2 separate regions of the Mus musculus genome follow, and region 2 is linked to region 1. The links are chromatin loops, found by intact Hi-C in ENCODE. Cell type or tissue: left cerebral cortex. All regions are shown on one strand. Links, peaks and the distances in the headings refer to the core of each region. The heading gives the core; the rest is flanking DNA.

Region 1 (5,388 bases), core at 66-5,065:
GTTGACATGGCCAATTCACTATCAAATTTGTGCAAAGGAGGTCCCCAAGAGACCCATATACATCACTTGATTGGCTGTCTCATCTCTTTCTTCCTCCCTGTCTGCCCCTCTTTTGCCTTCCCTCCCTCCCTCCCTCCCTCCCTCCCTCCCTCCCTCCCTCCCTCCCTCCCTCCCTCCCTCCCTCCCTCCCTCTCCTCATCCCTCCCTGTCTGTCTATCTCTTTCTTTCCCTCCCTCCCTCCTTCTCTCCCTACCTGTGCCATAGAAGCTCAATTACATCTTCCTTATGAGCTGGTATCATTACCCGCTGCTCCTCAGATGCTAAGTTTGTGAAGTGACAGACACCTCTCTGTGTCTCCTGGCAGAAGTGTTTCCCTTCACAGGGGGTCAGGACCTGGCAGCCTGATGAGTCCTACACTGAGGAACAAGAAGAAAGGCCAGGAATGTATTCTAGCAAGCCATCCCTATCTATATCCCTTGCTTCCCAGGGATGTGTCAGAAATCTGATGTGGACCTCCCTGCCTTCAAATCAAGATATTCGGTGTTAGACTTTCTCCTGGAAGCTCCACTGTGCTTCTACAGTGTCCACCCAGCTATCCCAGACTATCTATCTTAAAGTCCACTAACTCATGTTGTTAATTTCACTTGCCACTTTATATCCTCTCTTCTATGGAGCCTAGCATACAGTTCTAGGTATTAGGGTGTGTGTCCCTGGGCATCTTCTCCCATATTCCTTATGCAATTCACTTAGAGTCCCTTTGTTGCTCATGTTCAAGGCTAAGTGTTCATTGTATATCTTCTCAGAGAGTGTGATTTGTCCATTCCTGATATTATGATTTGTAAATCCGGACACAAAATGGAAAGCTCTGGATGCATAGTCACCTGAGTTCTCACGGTTAGGTCATTCAGAATAAGGCTAAATACCCATAGGTGCTGTTTACAGGAGAGTTGGTTCTCCCCACAGGAAAAAAAATGAGCCTTGGTTCAAAATCCCAGAAATCTGTGCTGTGATTTTTTCCAGTTCATTGTGCTTGTATTGAATCTGATAGTTTTAGTATCTACAGAGCAGCCAGGATGCATGACAAAAGCAGTATCCTGTCTCAACCAATGGCTCTTCTGAAGATCCTCTCCTTTTTTTTTTTTTTTTTAAAGAAAATATCTATCTATCTATCCACATCCCAAATACTGCCTACCATCTTGGTCCCCCCTCACAGAGTTTATACCCCTCCCCTTCATCTCTGAGAGGGCAGCCCTCTTCATCCCCCTTCTTTGGTGCACCAAATCTCTGCAGAGTTAGGCACATCCTCCCCCACTGAGGCCAGACATGGCAGTCCTCTGCTACATATGTATCGTGAGGCCTTGGACCAGCCCATGTTTGCCCTTTGGTTGGTGCATCAGTCTCTGGGAGCTTCCAGTAGTCCAGGTTAGTTGACACTGTTGGTCTTCCTGCAAGGTTGCCATCTCCTTGAGGGCCTTCAATCCTTCCCCTAACTCTTCCACAGGGATCCCTGACCTCTGTTTAATGTTTGTCTGTGGGTATCTACATCTGTCTCAGCTGCTGGGTAGAGCCTCTCAGGGGGCTGCTATGCTAGGATCCGGTCTGTGAGCACAACATAGCATCCATAATAGTATCAAAGGTTGTTGCTTGCCAGTGGGTTGGGTCTCAAAATGGGCCAGTCACTGGTTGGCCATCCTTCAGTCTCTGCTCCGACTTTGACCCTGTATTTCTTTGGGTCAAACGTTTTGTAGGTGGGTTGGTGTTCCCATCCCTCCACTGGGGATCCTGTCTGACTACTGGAGGTGATCTCTGTTGTTGGGCATTTTGGCTAACGTGATGTGCAATCCCTTTTCTAATGTGACACAGCTGACAGTCTGTGTGTGAACCTGCAGATGGGTGAGACAGTACAGCCCCTGAGATCTGTGCTGCCTCCAGACTCAAAGAACGCAATCAGAGGGCATATCTCCTTCTTCCCAGTGGAGTCTATACATCTCTCTTCTAGGTGGAATATGCAAGATTTGATTTTACTATGGTTAGGAGGTCCCAGCATATCTCTAGTTTATAGAATTTCTGGTTATTCTTGGAGTGTGCTTCTCATATTCGGAGGTGAATCATACTGGGGATCTCATGCATTGTGTTGACAAGATCTGAGGAAAATAAGGGAAAAAATTCCTCCACAAGGACAGCTCTCTCTCTCTCTCTCCCTCTCTCCCTCTCCCCTCTCCCTCCTCCTCCCCTCTCCTCCCTCCTCTCATCCCCCTCTTCCCCTCTCTTCCCCCCTCCTCCCCCCTCCTTCCCTCTCCTCCCCCTCCCCTCTCCTCCCCCATCCTCCCCTCTCCTCCCCTCTCCCCTCCAGTCCCCTCTCCCCTCTCCTCTCCTCCCCTCTCCTACCCCTTCCCCTCTCCTCCCCCTCCTCCCCTCTCCCCTCCTGTTCCCTCTCCTTTCCTCCCCTTCCCTCTTCCCTCTCTTCCCCTCTCCCTCCCTCCCTCCCTCCCTCCCTCCCTCCCTCCCTCCCTCCCTCCCTCCCTCCCTCCCTCTTTCCACCCTCTTTCCTTTTCTTTCTAACAAGTGCTGTTCCTTTTTCTAGTTGGCGAGTCTCAGTTAAGTCACACCAAGAAGAGAACACATGGAGGAGAAGGCCTCTGGGACCCCCGGGCTCTGTTTCAACAGTTTCAACAGGTTATTCCACAGAATCCTGGCTCCTTTATTTTTTTTTTACTAGTTTTAAGGGTGTACTTGCTGCTTTTTTCCTGCAGGCGGAGACATTGTGTTGGAAATAACCCGTGAATGTACCCACAAGCGTTCAGTTCAAGCACAGCAGGACTTTCCGGTTCCGATTCTGGGTTGCTTTTGCGAGTTTATGCAGAGGGCAACTAAGGATATACACTACACGTCCACTGGAAGCCGATGGTAAACAGGAGGGTGCCTTCTGAGGTGGAGAAGTGAAGCACATAGCACAACATCCTACAACAGCAACTTGAAACCTTTCATGAGCTCTCATTCATAATTTTCTCATTGCTTTCCCTTCCCCACTGCAAATTTCACGTAAATCAGTTGACTCTAATGCTTTTCCCCAACTCGATCACTGGGGAAATCAGAAGTTTAGAACAATATTCCTGCACAGGAGCCGGGGAATACGGAGATGCTGACAAAGCAGGGCTAGAACGCAGCAGTAAGGATAGCAGAGAGGGACAGAAAGCTATGACCAGCCCTTCCTTTGGCTCCTTGCTCCAGAGATGGCACCAAAGCACCAGCATGCATGTCAGACTTTCAATATTATCAATTAATGGCAGGTTGATCAGGACGAAACTCCATCTTTACCTCCATTCTCATTAACTTCCTCCCCTTATTTTATCTTTTGTTTTTCCTGTAATTGAGAAGGTACTTGTAGTTAGATTTAGAGCCACATAGCTCATAGTGATCTCATTTCTTGATCCCCTATTATATCTACAAAGTTCTTTTGTCCAGATAAGCTAACTTATATGCATGTCCTGGGTTAGAACTCTGAAAAGCCTCAGAATGGGTGTGCTTCAACACAATACTACTATCTTGACTCACATAGATGTTCATTTATAAAGATTCATTTATGTTCATTTCTGGAGGGAGAGAGAGAGAGAGAGAGAGAGATTTACTTTCTTTTTAATCATGTGTACAAGTGTGGTGGTGGGTGGGTATGGGAAAATGTGTAAGTGTCCATTCTTGTTTGAATATATATATATATATATATTTATATGTATATATATTTCCCTATAAGGTAGATCACAGTCATTTTTTTTTTTTTTTTTTTTTTTTTTTGGTTAGGAACATTAGGCAAAGTTTCAGGATTATTCATGGAAGACACTTACACAGCAAAACCATCAATACAAACATCACAAAATACAAAGAATGTGGCAATACATCCACAAGGAGGAGAGTTGCCCATGGTATGAGGGCTGAGAAGAAGTTAGAAGGAGGTCCTGTGCCATTTGCTCTGGGAGACTGCATTCTTCAGTTCTCTGTGCAAAGTTACAAATGAGGAAAAACCAGCAAAAGGAGGATTTGACTTAGGCGATTTTTAGGGAGTTTAGTTAATTAGTTAACATCATTTTTAGGAAGTAAGTACATTTTTGGGTGCATGTTGTAAAATTCCCGAAGAGTCAATAAAAATATTAGGTTGGGGGGCTGGTGAGATGGCTCAGGGGGTAAGAGCACCCGACTGCTCTTCCAAAGGTCCGAAGTTCAAATCCCAGCAACCACATGGTGGCTCACAACCACCCATAACAGAGATCTGATGCCCTCTTCTGGTGTGTCTGAAGACAGCTACAGTGTACTTACATATAATAAACAAACAAACAAACAAACAAATAAATAAATCTTTTTAAAAATTAGGGTTATTTATTTGGGGATTAATTGTTTCAGTGTTACCTGGCAGTGGTAGCCCATGCCTTTAATCCCAGCAATTGGGAGGCAGAGGTAGGTGGATTTAAAAATATATATATTAGGTTGGGGGGAAAATATGGGATTGAAGATAAATCACTTACTGCGTTTTGTCTTAGATTTGATGGATTACCACAGTGGCTGCACTGGATTTGAATTGTGCTTCAAGAATATCTCCTTGGGAGATGACAGAGAGTAGGAGAAGCGTCTCATCACGTGCTGGCTGATATTTAGAAAATAAACAGAATTGTGGGAAAGGCTTCTCTTAGCTTATAATTGATGGTGAGTTCTCTCTCCTATCACCTTACCATACCCTCGCATGCCTTCTCCCACTCCTCTACTTTCTGTTTGTAGATACACAGCTTTCTTCAGTGTGAGCGAATGTACTTTATGATTTTTTTTTTATTGTTGTGAGATGGCTTCCTTCCTCCTGAAGGAAGCCATACTGTGGAGGAGCTCACATCTCAGGACTTTAAGTTGCAACGTATAAAGTACTTAAGAAAAAACGTGCCTGCTCTATGAACAACAAGTTCCATGGGTTGGCTTTTTTTTTTAAAGTTTTGTTTTAGTTGATTTTGTTTGTAAATTACAGACAAAAGTTTTAAGTACTATGGGATGTACAGATTGGGATTGGTTTCTAAATCTGAAATTCATTTTTTTCCTGATTATCTTAAAAATGTATTCGGATCCATGGGCTAGGCGGAGGCTTCGGCACCCACGCAACTCAATCTCCATTCGGGTTCCCCAACAACTGCAGAAGGGGCTGTAGCCTGACTGAGGAAGCCAGTCCCCATCTGGGCTGCCTCGTCTGACCTCAGTGGGACTTAATGTGCTGGAGTGGGGGCATGCAAGGGGGGGGGGGCATCCTCTCAGAGAAGGGGATGGGGAGAGGGACTCTGTGAGGGGGGGACCCGGAGGAGGGGCAGTGTTTGGGATCTAAATAAATAATTTTTTAAATGTATAAGAATAAGGAAA
Region 2 (5,388 bases), core at 297-5,296, 1.3 Mb after region 1:
TAATCCTCAGGTTTGGGGAAAATGAAGATGCCACTTTTGTGCTTGCATTCCAACACCGTTGCAGGCAGGAATCTCTTTTGCTGCATACCAATGTGTGTTTAGCCATCGTCCATACATGCTTCCCCATATTTACTCATGAGCTTCCTCATCAGTAGTAAGTCCCACCTGGTTGTTCTTTCCTTGATGCTGAATCCTGTATCTCTTTCACTTCCGTACACTGACCTTAACTTTTGCCCTTATACTCAAACCAATTTAACCTATTCTTCCCTTTAAAAAATAGGGAATTGATCGGCCTGTAATTTTGTGCTAAATATTTCCTTATTACATGCATTCATATATTCTTCTCGCTATTATACCGTCTTCAAGTATTCATAAAATACTAAAAGCAACTTTTTTCAACTTTAGTTTTTACCACTCCACTTCAAAGACCATAATATTTAAGATACTGTGGGTCAATATTTTTTAGCATATAACACCCAAATTTAAACACTAAACTCATAGTCTTCCTATTCTTTAGTTCTGTTCCTTGGCTCATATTATCTATTCCTATTGTGCCTCTATTATTTTGTATATCCATTTATTTTTATTATTAATTCTTTTATTATTATTGTGAAAATTTTATACATGTGGATAATTGTTCTTTGATGTTGTATCATCCAATATTCTTCCTTGTCCTGTTCCAGCTCTTACTCTCTTTTCCTCTGATAGTGCTCTCTTTGAATATAGGCCTCAAATACCAGAGAAATCTCTCCTCCATCCAGACATCATTGTCTTGCCTTGTAATCCTGTATGTGTGTGTTTGTGTGTGTATACATATATGTGTGTGTATACATATATACTACATACATATATTATATAATATATATATGATACACTAAACTATGCAATTTTATACAACACCTATTATATATTATCACATATAATATTTGTGTTTAAATATGTATGTTTAAATATGTATTTATATGCCATACTTTTATATCCATTTTATGAAAATAAATGTCTATGTCATTGGGGTATTGTCAATGCTAAATAATTTAATACTGAAAGGAGAATAGATCATTGCTCAGCATAAAGAAAGAGCTAAATAATGTTGACCATTATAATTTTTTTCATTGTATTCATCAACTTAAATAGTATCTACTGACTTGTAGCTCTGAAAATAATGTACTCATTTTGCATACATTTCTACTATATTGCTCATAATATATCTTTAAATAAGGCATGTTTTATACATATATATACATGTTTATTTCAATATTTAATAAAAATGTGTACTCACTAAATGAGTTAAATATTCTTCTCCAATTGTTTCTTACTTTCTATTCCATTTTAACAACTTTAATTCTTTTACACATTCAGGTAAAAGTACTTGCTAGTTTACAAAAATACTCTAGGTTTTGTCTATGAGTTGGTTATTTTGTCTATAAGTAACTGATCTTTATTATTCTTGCAGATATGCCATACATTAAAATGATCATCATGTAATTGTGGCCATAAAGGAAGATCTGCTAGACTTCTGTTACTTCTAGAGAAAATCTTCAAACTTATTGAGTATGAGTGCTTTTTTTACTGTACTGTATGGATGACTTTAAAATTACATTTAATTTTCTGTATGAGTCAATATTTGTATTTAATAAATTAGCTTGTTTCCACATAGCATAGATCTGATTCATATGACAACACATGTTCATTGCTGATCATTCTATGGATTCTAATAAAAGAGCCTTCAAGTTCACCTTCACTGGATCTTTACATAAGATTTCAAAGGCATTGCTACTGTTCTAGAACCTTCTCTTTTGAGTAATTTATAGGTAATTAACAACTGCAAGGTAACATCAACCTCAGTTATGGACATAATATTGAGTCCAGACATAAAATGTCTTCTGAACTAACTTGAGGCAAAGCAAAAGACATGTGATCCTATTGACCTCTACTGGTCCTCTTGAACTGTTTGCCAAAGTATCCTGACAGGACATTATCAGCCACTTCAGATTGGAATTTGCTAAAGCAAAGTCCTTGAATTTATAATCAAATCCATGGCTATCAAAATTAGGTCATTTAGACAATCTTTTAAAGCCAGAATTTTATTTGTTATAACAATATGAAATTTTTGTATCACTATATTTTCCCATATGTTTATATTCACAGTAAGGAAAACTTTCCCTGTGCTTAAATAAAAGGTTTTCATTTTCAAACAATGAAAGAACTTGGTTAATTTTCAATATTTCTCTCTCCATATCATTCTTAAGCTTTGTAAGTACATTTTCTGTCTCATGACTGGTTTGTAAATCATTGTGATAGATTTACTGTTCCAAGCACCTGAGCAGAGACTAAGCATCAGTATACTGAGTGGAAATACAGCCACACTAAGACAACTCTCTCTCTCTCTCTCTCTCTCTCTCTCTCTCTCTCTCTCTCTCTCACACACACACACACACACACACACACACACACAAGATTAATGAACATTTAAAGAAAGCCTAGAACACAATGGGATGAAAATTTTACTTGTCAGTATGCTTTTATTATAACACAGAGCAGAGAAGACAATGAGGTCTCTGGGATATCCCTAGGAAAAAAGAAATGTCTTAGCCAAGAATAATGCTACAGAGAAGAGTGGTCCCAAATCTTGTACTTTATGTTATAACCTTATCTCAAACTCTTTCTTCTTCTTCTTTCAAAGGATGAGTATCATTGATGACAATAAAGCTCAACAGTGCTAAATCCCTCCCTTCTGGAGTTAGTGTCTCAAAACTTCCACATATGTATTGTGCTTTTACTTTGCTTCAAGCACGTTCAACTGGACAACAACATTATGAGGTAGCATCAGCCAGTCTTATTTTAGATATGAAAAACTGAGCTTTGGATACTTAATTATTTTTCTAGACATAGAACACCTAAAAAGCAAAACTGATTAGATTTTACCTTGGTTCTCAGACTCAAATTGAGCTCATTCAGACAATATTGCTTTTCCAAACACAGGTGATATTTTGGCAAACACTTTTTCTGGACCAAGTATGGTGTGGTACATTCTGCATTATCTTACATATATGACTCTGTGAAAGAATCGTTTGTTTTGGAGAAGACTCGGATTCTGGATAGTTAAATAAGTTATCCATGGTTAGTCAGTGAAATGATCTGCAGCCTCACAAATCTACTTAGTCCAAAAATCAGAGCTCAAACGCATGGGGTTGGTTCCCCCTAGTGGATAAATACAGCATACAACAACTTACAAGGCAATCTTGTATCCAAATTCTGTAGTGTAATACCAATCTCATTTGCATGAAAACAAAGGTTTCAAAAAAAGGTGACTTATCTTACCTATTAGACTTCTAGGATGAAAAATGTTCCACGACGTGACTGTTTCCAATGGTCAAGGCAAAATTTTCACCCAGCTCACCTTTTCTGGTTTGTGTACCCCTTATTTTAGAGCCAGTATCTCTCCAGGATTTCAAGGCCAATAGTTATGCGATAATTACTTGGTAGAATAATCTGGTTGATTTATGGATTTTGAATTCAGAATGAATAAATGTTGTTAAAGCACTTTATACAGAGCATCTAAGATCACTGACATAGCTCAGTGTAAGTTATGGATTTTTATGTTTTCAAACAAATCAAATGGATGGTATGAAAAATGCTTTGGGAGTTGGCTGTGTGAGAGTAACAAAGTAGAAAGAGTTCATGTGGTTACAGATCAGCTCCAGAGAGAGTCTTTGGGGCTGTTGGGGAAAACCAATCCCTGGAGAGAGAATGCACCTTGGAAATCACTACTGTCTCATCCTCTCTACTCAGCTTAGAAGATAAAAACAAACCTTTTGGGATTACAGGGAACCCCCTAAGCACTCTTCATCATATAGCTCAATAGCAGCATGTTCAGGAAATGAACTTTTTGCTGTGACTTATGTTCTGCTCAAGTTGTTATTGAAGTGTGGTGTTGTTTCTGGAGCTTGGAGCTGAGGATTTTTCATGTCTCTGCACAGAATTCATCCTCAGTCTTGCTGTAAAATCACACTTCTGAGCCTCATCTGCTGCACATTTGCTGAGGAGATGTGACTACTGAACTTGGAGAGACTGAGTGTGGAATAGTCTAAACATATTTTATGTGGTTCTCTGAGTAACCTGTTTGCTCCTTGGCTTAAAGAGGATACATTTCCAGGGTGTCTGTAGTCACCTTTCTCTGTTACATTTCCTGTCTTTTCATTGTCTCTGAAACCCAGAAACTTTGAACCAGTCAATTTACCCTGGGTGTCAAAGAACAGAGGTAGCCAAATAAATATTGTAACTCCTGACAGTGAACATGGATAATTACACCTGTCAATGGATTTTTTGACAATACTTGCTGTCATTTTCTGAATCTAAGCATTGAAATGACTCAATAGTGAGAGTTTGTCCATTTGTTAGAAGTATACAAAGTACAGTGTGAATTTGGGACTGAGTAGAGGAAAATAGGAGGGAGAACACATGGTAATTAGGCTATTACGTTCACTTCCACTGGGTAAGGAGGGATGATTGCAGAAGTAATTAGATAGTATCTTTTACCTTCCCCTTCTTTTTGAAAGATTGGGATAGTTGTAGCATTTTGGTATATAATTTAATTATGGTTCTTGTTATTAAAACTAAATATTATGCTATAAATTCTGTTTGGAGTTTAAGGAAGAGCAATTACAATTTACATTAGCTTCCCTTTAAAAATACTTGGAATAGCCAGTTGCCGTTCAAAACCCTCACCCCCTGGTATTCAGACACATCCAGCTTCACTAAGACGATTACTGGGGAAGCAGATACCCTGCCCAGCCTGATACCAGGATGGGTACCAGGGCACCTTCCAGCTCCCACCTGTGCAGACTTGGAGCAGAGACCCCGTGCTGAACCGGATTTCTCACAGCACACACCTCAATTGCAGCTCAAACCCACAGGTATTTAGACATGTCCAGATTCACAGGTGAGATCATAAAGCCCACCCAGAAATCTGCCATCCTGGGACCACTTCGACCTAGGGAAACAGATTCCTTCCCAGCCTGAGACCCTGGCACCTTCTGACTCCCACCTGTGCCACCTAGGAGCACAGACCCGATTCCACACAGCACAGACGTCAGTGGGAACCCCCAGCTCGACTCCCCAGGGTCACAGGAAGGACAAGCTCCAGTCAGAGACAGGGAGGCCAGATAACACCAGAGATAGCCAGATGGCAAGAGAAAAAGCAGAAGTACATAAGCAACAGAAACCAATTTGACTTGGCAACATCAGAACCCAATTCTCTCACCACAGCAAGTCCTGCATACCGAAACACACCCTAAAAACAAGATTCAGATCTAAACTCACATTTCATGAAGATGATAGAAGACTTGAAGAAGGACATACATAACTCCCTTAAAGAAATTCGGAAGA

What was found. Peaks named below come from ENCODE experiments on the same cell type or tissue, not always from the same donor. Only the 100,000 strongest peaks of a DNase experiment are listed, where the experiment ranks them.
Region 2: it touches region 1 in a loop (12-fold over the local background); 10 of 42 quality-filtered maps call a loop at or near these places.

Annotation. Positions count from the first base shown.
Region 1 is chr19:12,515,232-12,520,619 of GRCm38, forward strand. No RefSeq gene overlaps it. Among named protein-coding and RNA genes, the nearest start is that of Dtx4, 16 kb to the left of the region's middle. In left cerebral cortex, for the core only: a CTCF peak has its summit at 2,765; DNase peaks (open chromatin) are centred at 2,808 and 3,141; H3K4me3 peaks cover 650 bases; H3K27ac peaks cover 427 bases.
Region 2 is chr19:13,815,846-13,821,233 of GRCm38, forward strand. No RefSeq gene overlaps it. Among named protein-coding and RNA genes, the nearest start is that of Olfr1499, 3.0 kb to the left of the region's middle. In left cerebral cortex, for the core only: a CTCF peak has its summit at 3,210 (motif pointing left); DNase peaks (open chromatin) are centred at 3,181 and 4,000.